Linked DNA regions of Homo sapiens: region 2 is linked to region 1. A link is a loop called in an ENCODE intact Hi-C map of the cell type or tissue named here. Cell type or tissue: CD14-positive monocyte. All regions are shown on one strand.

Evidence for each region. Hi-C counts contacts between places; a loop is a spot of excess contacts. Peaks named below come from ENCODE experiments on the same cell type or tissue, not always from the same donor. Only the 100,000 strongest peaks of a DNase experiment are listed, where the experiment ranks them.
Region 2: it touches region 1 in a loop (5-fold over the local background); 1 of 110 quality-filtered maps calls a loop at or near these places.

What each region holds. Positions count from the first base shown.
Region 1 is chr1:219,584,470-219,592,469 of GRCh38, forward strand. No RefSeq gene overlaps it. Among named protein-coding and RNA genes, the nearest start is that of ZC3H11B, 25 kb to the right of the region's middle. In CD14-positive monocyte, no CTCF peak of the experiment used is centred here; DNase peaks (open chromatin) are centred at 3,512 and 3,712; H3K4me3 peaks cover 2,809 bases; H3K27ac peaks cover 4,634 bases.
Region 2 is chr1:219,456,942-219,464,941 of GRCh38, forward strand. All of the region lies in intron 2 of LYPLAL1-AS1 (LYPLAL1 antisense RNA 1), which reads right to left. Among named protein-coding and RNA genes, the nearest start is that of LYPLAL1-AS1, 96 kb to the right of the region's middle. RefSeq lists an enhancer at 4,218-4,307. In CD14-positive monocyte, no CTCF peak of the experiment used is centred here; DNase peaks (open chromatin) are centred at 3,310, 3,630, 4,050, 4,380 and 2 weaker places; H3K4me3 peaks cover 2,728 bases; H3K27ac peaks cover 5,903 bases.

The sequences.
Region 1 (8,000 bases):
ATGTGTTTGTGGCACCTTTGTCAAAACTTGGTTGGCTATAAATACATGGATTTATTTCTGATGTCTCTATTCTGTTCCGTTGGTCTATGTGTCTGTTTTTATACCAATATCTTGCGGTCTTGATTACTATAGCTTTATAGTATATTCTGAAGTTAGTAGTGTAATGCCTTCGGTTTTGTTCTTTTTGCTCAGGATTGCTTTGGCTACTCAGGGTGTTTTGTAGCTCCATACAAATTTTACAATTGCTTTTTCTATTTCTGTGAAGAACGTAATTGGTATTTTGATAGGGATTGCATTGAATATATACATCTCTTTGAGTCGTATGGTCATTTTAACAATTCATGAACATGGGATGTCTTTTCATTTGTTTGTATCCTCTTCAATTTTTTTCATCAATGTTTTCTAGTTTTCATAGTAGATATCGTTCACCTTTTTGGTTAAATTTATTTCTAGGTATTTTTGTAGCTATTGTAATTGGAGTTGCTTTCCTTATTTTTCAACTAGTTTGTATTGGTGTATAGAAATACTACTGATTTTTTGTACTGATTTTGCATCCTGCGATTTTGCTAAATTTATCAGTTTCAAATATGTTTCCTGTGCCTTTTCTTATCTCTTCTCCTTCTGAAATTCCCATAACGTGAATATTCATTTGCTTAGTGTTGTTAACAGTGTTCTATATGTACCATAGGCTTTCTTCATTCTTTTTCTTTCCCCTCTCCCCCTACTTCTTTTTTTTTTTCCATCTGACTGGGCTATCTTAAAAGACATGTCTTCAGGTTCAGACACTGTTTCTTCTGCTTGATCTAGTCTGTTGTTGAAGCTCTTAATTGTATTTTTATTTTACTCATTGAATTATTTAGTTACAAGAGTTCTGTTTGGTTGTTTTTTAATGATATTTACCTCTTTGTGGAATTTCTCATTCAAATCATGAATTGTTTTTCTGATTTCATTAAATTGACTATCTCTGTTCTCTTGTATCTTATTCAGTTTCCTTAAGAACATTATTTTAAATTCCTTTTCTGGCATTTCATAGATTTCCTTTGCTTTGGGATCTGTCACTGGAGAATTCATATGTTCCTTTGAAGGTGTTGTGTTTCCTTGTTTTTTCATATTTCTTGTGTCTATATGTCAATATCTGTATATCTGGTGGATCAGTAGCTTCTTCCAATTTTATGGAGAAGCTTTCATAGCAAAAGATATGAAAGCTATTTCTGTTGGCATGTCCTATAGTGTTGGTTGGGTGGGATGCTTTGGCTTTGGTTCTTGATTGATTCAGTAGTATGGCCTCCTTATGGTTTCTTCAGCTATAATCAATGTCAGTGGTGTCTGTGACTGCCTCAACGGCCTAGGGTGTGGTTGATTGTGGAGGTTGGGGGTGAGACTTTGCTGGGAATCAGAGCACTGGGTGGGCCAGTCCTTGGGCCCCTCAGAGCATGCCCATGCATGGCTGCTTCACCACTGGAGGGGAGGGGTCACCAGCAACAGCAGCAGATCCTGGGCAAGGCTGTCTTCAGGCCACTTAGGGGCATGTGCAGACATGCAGAAGCTTTGTTCTGGATGAAAAAACGTCACTGACAGCAGCGTCAGTGGGCCTGGGAAGGCCAATTCTTTGGCTCCTAGGAGGGTGCTAGCTCTGCTGCTAGAGCAAATGAGGTCACTAGTGGTGGCAGCTGTAGTCCACAGGCCCTGGGGAGCATGCCTGTTGGCTCCCTCTGTCCTGGGGCAGCATTCTTGCTAAGCTGAACTGCCTGTGCTTCAGGAAATAATGTGTTGTGTGCACTCAAGTAAACAAGGTCATGGCTGCACAGCTGGGTTCAGCCTATGTTGTGACATCACAGCCCTCTAGATGGATGTGACAGCACGTCAGTGGCGCACAAGAGATATGGAGATGCAGGAGCTATTGGGCCTTAGGGCAGGATGCACTCTGGTGGTTACTCCATTCTCAAAATGGTGACAGAATGGTGCTGCCCAGGGGGCAGGGAGGAGAACCCAGAATGAATTCCCTCTCTGGAACACTGCAATCATGTGAACTCCAAGCAGCTCCCTATACTGAGCTCAGGTCCCGCAAGGGCTGTGGGGCTCTCCTGTGGCTAGGATTGCAGGAGTCCATGGTGGGAATGTGAACTGCTGGAGATATCCTGCTTATATTTTCCTTGCAATGGGGAGCCCCTCCTGACTCCTAGCCAATTCTAGCTGGGTGCTTTTCTTCCCTCTCTGTGCTATCATCCTGAGTCTTTGTGCATCAGAGGGTCTTTATCACTTCTTTGCTGAAATCCAGTGTTCTCCCCAAGCACTCTTTTGACATATGGTTATCTATGTGTTGTTTTGGCCTTTCTTTATAGTCTATCATATTTTAGAGTGGCGTGTACCTGTTTCTCTTGAGTCCACCCACCCTCTACTTAATGTTTTGCAAAGCACAGGATTTGTGCCATTACTGGAAATAAGAGAATATTAGAGACATAGTATTTAAAAATATGAGCTCAGGATAAGCCCTGGAAAGGAGTTAAAGGCCCTTCCCAGGGTTCTAACAGAGGCCCCCAGCCCACCTTCTTTTCCTGCCCTGAATTCTGTCCTGTATCACAAAGGGTCTCCCATGCATGTCTATGGACTCAACAACCCACATATCTAAGCACCAAATATATCTTGCCTACCTAACTGTCTCCTCTTGCCCACTCATCACACTTAGGGGTACGTATACACCAGCAGCACAGTCCATCTTCAGCAAGACAAACATGGGGAGAATCTGAAAGATAAGTGTCTGGAGTGAGCAGTGAATGTCAAAAGTGAATAGATTCTGAAAGGACTTGTCCCTTTGACCCCATGGCCTACTCTTCCCAAGGGTGGGGCACAGCTGGAGGAAAGTCCAAGAAGGGTCCTCTAAAGATTGGAGTTCAGAAGGGGCCGAGTTTCTGGAGTCCAAGGATATACTGTCCACTCTTTGTCCAGCAAATGTTCTTCCAGCCTGTCTAAACACTTGAAAAGCTCATCACTAACTACATAAGGTGCTTCAGTATTTAGTAAGAGCTACAAACTCAGAAAAGCTAGAAGAGCCAGAAAGTAACATAAATGAGTGAAGGAGGCTGATGCAGGTCCTCCAAAGAAAGTTGGAGGGAATGTGGTGAGCTGGAAAGCACATGTGCTGTCCAAAGGAAACAGCCTGCAGGCTGGAGGAAGTCTGAGCTCAGTTTCACTGGATCTTCCAGTTTTTCAAAATAAATAAATAAATAAATAAAGTCAGAAATAAAAAATGTTCAATTTCTTGCCTTTTAAATGTTAGTAACTAATTCAAAATTTGTTTTAAACACTCTGTGAGACCAACAAGCCACATCTGTTAGCAGGCTTTAGCTCATGAGCTACCAGTTTGCAGCCTCAGAAGAAAAGATTTCTTCATTAGATTGTGTCGAAATCTGCTTCCTTGAGAATCCACACATATGGAGGAACCAAAAGTCACTATCCCTCTTCCACATATCTCAGTTTGAAAGTAGATCACATTTCCCCAAATATCTTTCGGAGACTACTTAGCCAACACACATTCAACTGCTGCTTCTACAGAATAGCTTCTGTATCTCAGTGTTGCAACCACCCACCTCCAGAAGCCCCCACCATCTGTTTTCCTGGGAGAGCAACAGAATGAGCAAAATATTTCAAAGATGATTGCTTCTTCTTGCTAGTAATTATTTTTCTTAGTATTGCATGTCTGGGTCCAGAAAGGGAAATAATGACTCAATCATCAAGCTTCTTGTACAAGGCTGGCAATTTCAGGAAGTAGAAGGAAGACTAACACTGTGAACAGCATTCTTGATTAGCCAGAAGTATAAAATGAGGTGTGCATTTGATCCACTGTCAGAGTAGCAGATGGAACACAGCAACCATGACACGGTAGAGGTAGGACTTAATGGATCATCCTGAAGTGCCTGGGACTGATTAGCCGTGGTGCAGCTACATGCAGTTTTTAATTGATTGATTTGAGTTTGTGGTCAGAAAATGGCTGTCGGCTCCAGCTTATCTATAATTATCAGTAATCAGAACCAGACCTCTCTCTCTCTTTAATAGGCCAGGGCTCCTCCAGCATGCTTGACTTTTCTACTTTTCAAGACTTTCTGTAACCACTGCCTGAAAGCTTTCACGGCCATAACATGATACCTGGTGCCCATTGGGAAAAAGACTCTGGGGGCATGAACATAAAGGTAACAAGAACACTGCTCTTTCATTAGCTTAATACTTTGCCTATTTTGAGTTCAAGACAGTTTAAAATTAAGAGGAGGCCTCTTACAGTTTAGCCAGTCTATTATAGGCAAAACCAAGTGAAAGATTGAAATAAGAATTCCTGTAACTCTAGCCCAAAGCTCATTTTTAACCTAAAAAATGATCTCGACACTAATTAGAGGCTGGAACTATTTCTAGGAGTCAGAGTGTCCCTACCCTGGGTAAAGCACCATTAACATTTCAACAGGCCACCCAAATCAGAAAACTAGGAAGTATTTTAGACCCCTTCTCCTCCTCACAGTCCCCTGTCCCTGACACATCCAATCACTAAGGCATCTGATTCTACCTTTTGAATCTGAGTGACTTTAGAACAAGTGTCCTGGAGTCAAAGAGACTCCAGGTTCAAATTTGAACCTCCAAGAGAAGTTCAAATCCTCCTGCCATCACTTATGAATTGTGAGACCTTAAGCAAGTCATTCTCCCTCCTATGCCTCATTTCTCTCAACTCCATTGCAGAGTTACTATACCTACCTTAAGGGAGATTAAATAATGATGAAATGAGACAATGTATGTATCAAATGCAGCGTTTGTTGTATATGTGCTTAAAACTTTATTTAAAATATTATTATTGATTTGCTGTCTCTATCCTCACCAGTACAACCTAAATCCAGGACAAAAAGTATCACAGCTAGATGAAGAAGGATGAGGAGGATGAAAAAGGGAGAGGAGGAGGGGAGAAGAGGGAGAAAGGAGAATGATGAGGAAGAGTAAGGGAGGAGTAGGAGGAGAAGTTTATGATGGTGGCGACAGCTACCTTCATTGCCTCTAAATGTGAATTCCCCTTGCTGCCACCTTGTTACCAGGGCCAGCTCCCTGGGGGTGTACCTGTGCCAATGGTGCTGCCACTAACTGAAGTTATAGGGGCATGTCTGCCGAAAGCTCTTCCACCACCTGCTAATGCAGACTGACAATCCACTGTGCTAAAATATCTTTTACTTCTGATCTCTTAAAGGCCATGCTTTGTCACTTTAATCCCAGAGATACAGTATCTAGCTCTTTCAAAAATCTCTCTGACACTTTAATCCCAGAGATGCAGTATCTAGCTCTTTCAAAAATCTCTCTGACACTTTGTGAGGAAACAGGTCCTTTGGCTTTTTAGAGAACCTGACTCTTTCATGACCAAAGGAAGGATCATTAATTTCATTTTAAAAATGATAAAAACAACCTCAGAAAGGTTTTTAAAAAGTTTTTCCAAGTCACACAGCAGAGCCAGGGTCCTCTCATCCAAAGTCCAGGTTACTTATGTACAATCAAATGGTCTCGTGTCCTCTTTCTTGTGAATTCACTGTTATAGGTACCATTTTCTCTATGCTTTCTCTTCTTTCCTGACAGTGGAGAAGAGCAAATGCTAGAGTGATCTTCCGAGGAAGGACTCTGGCTTTGACTCATCCCAATCTTCCTAATCTCAGCAAGGCAAGCAAAGAGGGTTGCAAGGAAGGATTACAGTATCACCGGTGTTTCGCTGTATGTTCCTTCCTTCAGGTGGCTCTGGTATTCAGAATGCATAGAGGAAATAGCCTGGGCTTAGGGTGAAGATGTGAACTGGAAATCTGGCTCCTTCCTTTCCGTCATTCATTAACAAATTTTCCTTAGTGGGCCCAGGCTCTGTTTTGGGCCTGGAAATACAACAAATAAAACAAAGTCCCCACTCTCATATAGTAACCTTCTTGCAGGAGAAGACAGAAAATAAACAAATGAAGAAATAAACAAATAAAAGCCAGGTGGTAACAAATACCACTGGAAAAACAATGAATCGGGGTAATTGATAAAGAAAGTTGGGAAAGGGGCTATTTTATATAGCGTAGCCAGGCAAGGGTTTGAAGGAGCAGTGACATTTAATCAGAGATGGGAATAAAGTGATAGATTTCTGGCAAAGGAGACAGAGCAGGTGTAAAGGCCCTGAGGTAGGAACATGTCAAGCTGTGTGGAGAATGGCAGCACTGAGTTCAGGAAGTAAGAGGGAGAGGTGAGACCAGAGTGATTGGGAAAGTGAGGGAGTGGGGAATAGATTATATAGAATCTTAGAAGCCCTACTAATGCTCTGGATTTTACCCTGAGGGATATGCCAGTGAAAGGTTTAAGCAGAGGAATGACATGATCTGCTTTATGTTTTTGAAAGGCTCACTTTGGTCACTATACAGGGGCCAAGGTAGAGGTAGCAGTTAAATAGATTTTGCAATAGGTCAAAAAAGATCATGGTGGCTCAGACAGAGATGGAGGTGACGGTGACAAAGGTGTCAATGGCAGGCGATTTTTCAAAGGCAGAATCATTTAGCAGCTGGGCTACTTTGACTGAGATATTTTGCCTCTCCTGGCTCAGGTCCCTCATCAGTAACATGAAGGTAACAATACCAAACTCATAAAATCACGGTATGGATTAAATGAGATAATTTATATGAAGGCTATACCTGTTGTTTTCCTTTGTATTAAAGACAAAGTCTGCAACCTTATGCAAAACTTAATTACATATATGCTCAAAGACCAAGATGTAAGAACATCTTGTCTTCAGAGTAGCAGAAACAATTTTGTGTATAGCAAGATTATTTACACTCATCTATCTCATCCTCTTAAATAAGAAAACTGATTACTATAAATATGTGCCAGCTTTTATGGTTCATTTTAGAATCTTAGTGCGTCAAAAAGTATAAAATAGTTAGACAAGTGAGGGATAAGTGAATCATGAGAGTCTTATTTATAGAATAAAAGCTGGGAATATCTGTGAAAACATCTTAATAATGATTATGACTGGTGGATGATATTGCAGAGTTTTAAAAAAATCCCTTTGTGCTTTTCTACATTTTCCACATCAATACAATAAAAAATGTATTTTAAGAGTATTTATTCCTATATCCATTTAGCAAAGAGAGTTAGAATCTCTGAAAGAAAACATGAGACAAGTAAAGAAAATAAGTATGTTAAAATTATAAGGGAAAAAGGGCAAAAATTAATATTTTGTGGGTATTATCTGCACAAAAGACACATCAAGTAGTTATTTAATTTTTGCAAATTAAATAGCAGGATGTGCTTTTTTCCCTAAATCAAGAGCCACTGAGGTATGGATGGAACACATTGGAACCAGTGAGCCTGAGATGGAGTCTGGCCTGGACTTTTTTCTTTTTTTTTTTTTTTTTTTTTTGAGACGGATTCTTGCTCTCTCACCTGGGCTGGAGTGCAGTGGCACAATCTTGGCTCACTTGCAACCTCTGCCTCCTGGGTTCAAGTGATTCTCCTGCCTCAGCCTCCTGAGTAGCTGGGACTACAGGCGCGTGCCCCCAGGCCCAGCTAAGTTTTGTATTTTTAGTAGAGATGGGATTTCACCATGTTGGCCAGGATGGTCTCGATCTCTTGACTTTGTGATCCACCCACCTTGGTCTCCCAAAGTGCTGGGATTACAGGCATGAGCCACTGCGCCCGTCCTGGCCTGGACTTCTTACACCCTGCTGGTCGCATGGATATATTCCTGCTGCATAACCAGCCCCAGTGGCTGAGCCTCTGAGGTCTGACTGAGATCAGGTGCAAAGCAGCAATCTCACTGTTATTAATAAGCAATGCTGACAAGCTCATACTAACCTTCCCAAAACTCCTGAGACCTGTGGTTACAAAATGACGCTATTAATCGGTACATTTCATGCCTCGGCTTAAAACCCCAGAGTCCTACTTCTTTCTCTTGAAGGTGAACCGTGCTTTCCGCATTTCATCTGGTTCCTCTCTCTGTGGATACGTCTGGATAATTA
Region 2 (8,000 bases), 130 kb before region 1:
ACCATAAAAACCCTAGAAGAAAACCTAGGCATTACCATTCAGGACATAGGCATGGGCAAGGACTTCATGTCCAAAACACCAAAAGCAATGGCAACAAAAGCCAAAATTGAGAAATGGGATCTAATTAAACTAAAGAGCTTCTGCACAGCAAAAGAAACTACCATCAGAGTGAACAGGCAACCTACAAAATGGGAGAAAATTTTCGCAACCTACTCATCTGACAAAGGGCTAATATCCAGAATCTACAATGAACTCAAACAAATTTACAAGAAAAAAACAAACAACCCCATCAAAAAGTGGGTGAAGGACATGAACAGACACTTCTCAAAAGAAGACATTTATGCAGCCAAGAAACACATGAAAAAATGCTCATCATCACTGGCCATCAGAGAAATGCAAATCAAAACCACAATGAGATACCATCTCACACCAGTTAGAATGGCAATCATTAAAAAGTCAGGAAACAACAGGTGCTGGAGAGGATGTGGAGAAATAGGAACACTTTTACACTGTTGGTGGGACTGTAAACTAGTTCAACCATTGTGGAAGTCAGTGTGGCAATTCCTCAGGGATCTAGAACTAGAAATACCATTTGACCCAGCCATCCTATTACTGGGTATATACCCAAAGGACTATAAATCATGCTGCTATAAAGACACATGCACACGTATGTTTATTGCGGCATTATTCACAATAGCAAAAACTTGGAACCAACCCAAATGTCCAACAATGATAGACTGGATTAAGAAAATGTGGCACATATACACCATGGAATACTACGCAGCCATAAAAAATGATGAGTTCGTGTCCTTTGTAGGGACATGGATGAAATTGGAAATCATCATTCTCAGTAAACTATCACAAGAACAAAAAACCAAACACGGCATATTCTCACTCATAGGTGGGAACTGAACAATGAGATCACATGGACACAGGAAGGGGAATATCACACTCTGGGGACTGTGGTGGGGTGGGGGGAGGGGGGAGGGATAGCATTGGGAGATATACCTAATGCTAGATAACGAGTTAGTGGGTGCAGCGCACCAGCATGGCACATGTATACATATGTAACTAACCTGCACAATGTGCACATGTACCCTAAAACTTAAAGTATAATAATAAAAAAAAGAGTGGGATAGTAAAGAAGAGACAATTATAAAAAATCAACCTGAGATCAAACACTCAACTAAGCCAATGTCTAGGGAATATAAAATGGTTAATTCAGGCAAAGACCAATACCCTGCACCATCTTGCCCTCTAACACTTAAATGAAAGTTTGTGTTTGCAATATTGACATGAAGGCTCTAAAAATCCTCAGACAACAAAGAAAGATATAGCTATGCTTGCAACATGGGAATTTGCTAAGGGCATTTTGTAAGGATTATTTTAAAAGTGTTGAAATAATGATTTTCTGACTAACCTACAATTAACCACAACATTAAGTTAACCCAAATGTTGCAGTTCCTTCAAAGTTCTGCATAATTACAATCTTCCCACTGTTTCATACTTACCTCCCTAGGATTTTTTTCCTAGGGAGTTATTCTATATATTAAACAACCAAACACAGCCCAGGCATTCAAAGCTGAACTTCTTTCCATAATTAAAAAAGTACTTTAAAAAGCCAACTTCTTTCTGTACTTAAAATAACACTATCGGATCTGGCTACATGGGAATCCGGCAGAGGACATGTCCCACTGCCCTGGACTCATTGAATTACTGTGGCCCCAGGAGGTACATTTTTCTATCATTTTGGAATTCTGATTTTTTAAATTTTAAATTAATTTACTGCTTCAAAAGCACCAGTGATATTCTTGTATATCTCTGTCCCAATCAAAATCTTAATATGTGAATAGCACTATGCAAGACACAACAGAAGACATACAGAAGAAAACAAATTCTATCTTTAAGAAGCTTACCATTCAGAAGGAGAAACCAGATGTAAATATAGCAAACCATTAAAAAAAAAAGCACGCTGAAGGCCGGGCGCTGTGGCTCACGCCTGTAATCCCAGCACTTTGGGAGGCTGAGGTGGGAGGATCACGAGGTCAGAAGATCAAGGTCATCCTGGCTAACACGGTGAAACCCTGTCTCTACTAAAAATACAAAAAATTAGCCAGGCGTGGTGGCACGCACCTGTAATCCCAGCTACTTGGGAGGCTGAGGCAGGAGAATCTCTTGAACCCAGGAGGCAGAGGTTGCATTCAGCTGAGATGGCGCCGCTGCACTCCAGCCTGAGGGACAGAGCAAGACTCCGTCTCCAAAACAAAAAGCAAAAAAAAAAAAAAAAAAAAAAAAAAAAGCACGCTAATGAATTGCAATAGGACCCTCACACAGGAGGGGGAACTGTGTGGGATGGCAGAGTGTAAATGCCCAGGGGAATCAGAATATACAGTCAGGAATTTGAACTATACCCAGCTTTTTGTGCAATGGTGAAAAAGGCTCCAGCTTGAGACTAAAAGAGATTCAGATGTGTCTAGGGACATCTGGCAAAAAAAGCAGTGTCAGCCCCCAGAATCTTGTCTGCATAAAGACTGAGAAATTTTCTGGAAGAGGACTGGTCCCGAGAGAGGAATGATCCAGGAAAGATTAGGTTGACTCAGTAAAAAAGTCTGTGTCATGGGATGAGGAAGATAATTCCGAACACAGCAAGTCTGAGATTCATCCCTACCTTAACTCCAGTTCAGCTTAGTCTGAGTATGATGGGAAGCAGAGAGTTCTAAGTAAATGCTGAAGTGGTTTTACTTTGTGACATGAGCAACTCTGCATTGGAATTCCCTCTAGCAGAACTTAACAGAAAGAAAAAGTCTCCCCTGACCACTTTTCCATAGGGTATAAATCATCACACAGCTTTGGTGCCCTGAAGTCACAGCATGGTGCCTGGCAGAGCTGGCACTGTGTCTGCCATGCCTTGCCAACTGCCTGAGGGTGGTCAGTCAGGAGAAAATGCCATGCCTTACGGATCAGTCACAGAGACAAGATACTTGACAATGGAATAGAGGCAGCATCTGGAGCAGGCTTTTAAACCCAACACAGCGTTAGCAGCAGCCACGGAGAGACTGCTGAACCAGTCAAATGTCAAGCCTGGAATAGCAGAAATGTACCAGCCATGCCCAGTAGAGCAGCAACAACCCCAACTTAGAAACAGCTGTGTCCCACAACATAAGCTCCAACTTATCTGTGGCCATATGAGAATGTAGGGAAAAACTGTCCGTAGGGTAAAAACTTCCAGGGGTTGAGGGGACCTGTGTCAGCGTAAGAGGACATGTAATAGTGACATTGGAGTCTTTAATGTTAGCATGCCTCACAGATATCTGCAGGAAGGAGAGATCTTGAGAAATCTGGGCTATACAATTAGTCATTTCTCAATGCAAGTGTAGGAAAGACAGCCTTTAGCTTTGGTGTTCAATATTAGGTCTATAACAAAGCCAAAAATAACATTAGGTATGTGTACAGAAATAGTGTCTTTATGCCTCATGTTGATTATCTGTTATATAAGGAGCCTTAGAGAATCACAATACTAAGATGCTACAATGATAGAACTCAAGTAGACCAGCCCTCTGATGTTCAAATATGAGAGTGAGGCTCAGAAGAAAGAAAGCCAAGCACTGACTGGTGGTGGAACAGGAAGAAGAACAGAAATCTTCTGACTTTCAGCCCAGGGATCTTTGCATGACACTATAAGGACTCAGGGAGACCTAAGGAGAAACAATAAGCCTGACCATTTGATTCTAGAAAGTGTTAGCAAATAACTTATCTTCAGCCATTCTGTACAAATAAAAACAAAGTGGTGAATTTGTGCAAGAATGGTTAAGATGCTCTTTCCTGGAATGTGAATGTGTTTATATATACATTTCTATTAATTTGGAAATGTAAATGCCAGGATTGATTTCTGGAATAATGCCTTAAAAATTAGAAACACCATTAGAATTAGATTCAGAACTGAAAAAGTTTGCACAACTTTTTGTTTTCTCTGAGGAATGGATGAAGCAAACATTGAGGGGGGAAGTGAAGAACGGAGGCACGCAAGCAAAAACAAGAACCAGAATGAGGAACGAAAATAGAAGAGGAAGTAAGTAGAGGAGAAAGAGCCACATGAGAAGCCTGGAGTGTCTACGTGAATGAGGTGGATGGGTAGAACTCCATTCAGAGGACACTGAACATGAAGTTCATCTGTTTTAACTGGTGTGATTTACTTGACATAAGTGACAGCCCGAAACAGAAATAATAATCATCTGTCAAACAATTTGTTTCACTGTTTCTTGACTGTCCGGCATGTTGTTTTCTTTTTTTAACCTAACCTGCCTGTTTCCTTGACCAGTCAAGTCAAAACAGACAACCCAATGTGTACATGTTAACACAGGCTCTCTCTTGAGTTAATGGCTCAGAAGTCTGAGTCATTGCCCTGAGAACCCCAGATTCTAACTATTCTCTTCTTCTAAATTAGAATGGGATGGCCTCTGTTTATATTTTCGTTAAATAGAACCACATGATTGCAACCTTGCCGCTGGGGGTTGTTAGCAGAGAATTTATTAGCCTGAGCCAGTATCCTTGACTGCAGGGCTGCTTTGGTTGCTGGAGTACACCCTCGATTTGCTATTTTTCCTCAAGAGTTACACTTTAGTGGGTTTCTCCTAGGGGCCTGTGTCTGTATATTGAAGGAGAAAAGAAAAATGAGTATGTCCTTTACATGATCCAGCTGTCTCTGCTACTCCAACCCTCTCTGCTATATTATCAGAGCTTTCCACGTGAAGTCTGAAGTCCCCACAAAGGAAAAGTAAAAGATTCGCTTTCACTTATCCTGTGAAAATATAATGGACATATTCCTGGGAAGTGGCAGTGGCTTACTAGGTCTCTGGTCCTTTTTCACATGTAATAATCAAGTTAGAAATTTTCTTAAGGTGTCTTCCTTTTACTTAAAAGGTTGTCTCCTCTGAACTCTCATATACCCTTTGAGGCCCAGACTAGATGCCACCACCTCCATGAGGTTCTCCTTGATTCTTCCCACCCCATCTGAAAATCCACACTTTTTGGATTTGTGTTTCCCTTCTCTGTGTCCTTAGATTCCACTTCTCCATTCCCTGCTTTGTATCATGCTGATGTCATCTACAAATGTGTCAGCTCCCTGATGCTGGTAATTATGTTTTAACCATCATGTTTCTAATAGAGTAATGAATGTTAACTCAAAATGAACTGGCAGAAGGCTAATAGGAAAAGCCTGAGGATGAGGCAAGGGGAAAGGAGGGAGGGGTTATTGGTAGCTGAAAAGAATGTAGAGGGAGAAAGAGGAAAAGACAAGATTGTTCGGTATTACCATGGAAGAGGGTACAGGGTGGTGGGAGGAGCTTGCAGGATAAGACAAGGGGAAGCTCAGAAGGAGGATCACTAAGATGAAGACAGAACAGAAAGTGGTCAGAAGTCAGTGAAGGGCTGCAGTTGGAGTAAATGCTGCCATAATGGTGTGGACAGTAGTTCCTTCCTTGTGGGAAGGGGAGGAAGGTGAGGACGGCAGGGAAGAGCAATCATCTCATCCCAGGCTACCTCTCCTTCCCATTTCTTCCAGAAGTATGCCTTGTTCCCCAGGCTTACCAGCCTCTGTGACACCTCGTTATTCTGTCACCAGTCCTCATGCAGAGGTTTAAGCCTATTCTTCTCTCCATAGCTCCAGCACCAGAGGAATTCTGAGATTAAATTCCCTGAGTCTGCTCCGTCTTTCAGGTGTAAATAAAACATGATTGTCCTTAGATTACAAAAGTGTACAGTTAACATGTATGTATGGTCTTCTTTTTCATCTATGTTTATATATATACACACACACACACACACACACACACACACACGTACATATGTACATACAGGGGTGAGATTTTTGACTTTCTATATCACTTCTCTTATAATCAGGTAATCAAATTCATTATGAAACCTCAGAAAGGATGTTGAGTCTTCAATAACACTAGGAAGGAAGATATGCTGTTCAGAAGCAAGAACTGTTGACAGTGTAAATGACAGGCCAATCCCTGGAGTCCTAGGAAGAAAATAAAAAGATAATAAAGAGCAGCCTGTACCAAGAAATTGTCTTTGAGGGTTTATATAGAATAAAAGATCTTCCCGTCCTAAAGGAGCCATCCTTTGATCCCACCCCTCAGTAGTCTCTCTTCTTACTGCTTCATTGCCTCCTAACCTCCCAACCACTTTCCCAAAATGGGAACCACAACATGGAATTTGGATTTTGAGTAGTCCCTGATCCTCTTGCTGACAAGGTTTAGGAAGGAAACAGAGGGAGGATCTGTGATTCTGTTCTTTCAGTAGAAGGTGAAAGTAGTTTTTTAAGATATTTCATAGGCATTATCTTATCTGAGCCTTGCAACAATAACCCAGTGAAGACAAAAAGCAACTTTTATAATCTGCCCTTCTCCATTCAGTTAAAGAAACTCAGAGCTAAAAAGGGTTCTGAGAATTTTCTAAAATCATTCAACTAGTGAGGAACCAGCCTGGCCTTCTACTACAAAAGGCAGTGATGCTTTCACCACCTCTTCCTACTTCTTGGTTCACTGATGATGGTTCTATGCTATTAAGATGGAAACTATTTATTGGGTACATTATGGGTCCAACAGGCTTTAGTGAACTGGGCTGACCTGGGGAAGTAACCATCAAACATGACTTTGTTTCATCGGAAAAATTTGTTCTGGGTTCTAAACAGCTGATTTACATACAATATTTTAGTACACAGCTCATTTTAAATTGAGGACTGCCTGTACTAAGCTTCTAACTTCTAAGGATAGAAAGATAGTCCCTTTTATTTTTCCTGTTCTGCTTTTGGAAACTACCAACAAGGGTGCCAATTAGCACCAGATGGGACAGGGACTGTGTGATGTGGAACTCCGACCACTGGGAACTGGAACAAGTCCACTAATGTATTAAGCAATCGAAGAGCCAGAAGTTGGGCAGGCTTCAAATTTGGCACAATGTAAAGTTCGGATCTGTAAAGGCCCAGCTTTATACACAGAATCTGTCCCTTCTCGACTCACTGCCTATGAAGACTAGCAAGGGGAATGGGAATTTAGAACTCTAATACCTTCAAGCCTGTAGACTTTTATTTGCATGTTGCCTTTCACTCTGTATCTTTTCTCCATTTTGAACTTGAGTAAATCTTTATGGAATAATTAAGAGGAGGTGTAAATGCTTGTTTATCTTGGAAACCTGGATTTTAAGTCTATAATTCTTACTTAGCTGCCTTTACTTTCTGGATATCTTGATTTTTTAAATAATAACTCTGCATACGTCCAAAGTCAAAATTAAGAGTAGAAATGAAACATCAGGTTAACTCAAACTCAAAGGTAATTGAGATTTAAATGGTATGTTTACTAAAAACATAGATAAGTGAAGCAACATGGGAATTTCTATCGATATTATTCAGATAAATGTCTATTTTCTTCTCCTCGTTTAGCCAGCCACGTGCCTTCAATGCAAGTTTAGCTTGCTGAGTTTTGTCACTTACCACTCATGCTGTACTACATTAGCTTTCCCAGGCAGTGATCTAAATCACCTTGAAGACTGTTGAACACAAGATAAATTGAACGCAATCTTGCCTCAGCTTCATACAGCCTGTATTTAATAGAAATGAAGTTAGGTTTTGCCTATAAAATGAGTGTCTTAGATCTGAGCACTACTTTCCAAATTTTTTTCTTATTATGGCACATATGGAAAATGATATTATTTAGTAGTGCTCACTGGTCTAAAGAGATAGATAAGGTAGCTCATGGCTAGGGAAAAGTGACTGAGGGCTCGAGGTACCCCAGATTCTGCCCAGCCAAAATAGGGCTGGGGGATCAATACCTTGACACACCTGGATTAGTAGCACAATGTGTTCACATCTACCACTGGGAACACCAGATTGGAAGCTCTGTAGTAAAAGATATTTAAGGACTATTTGGAGATTCTATGACTTCTTTATAGTATAATTTACTGGGACTTGACCACCGATGTGTGATTTGGGTATTATG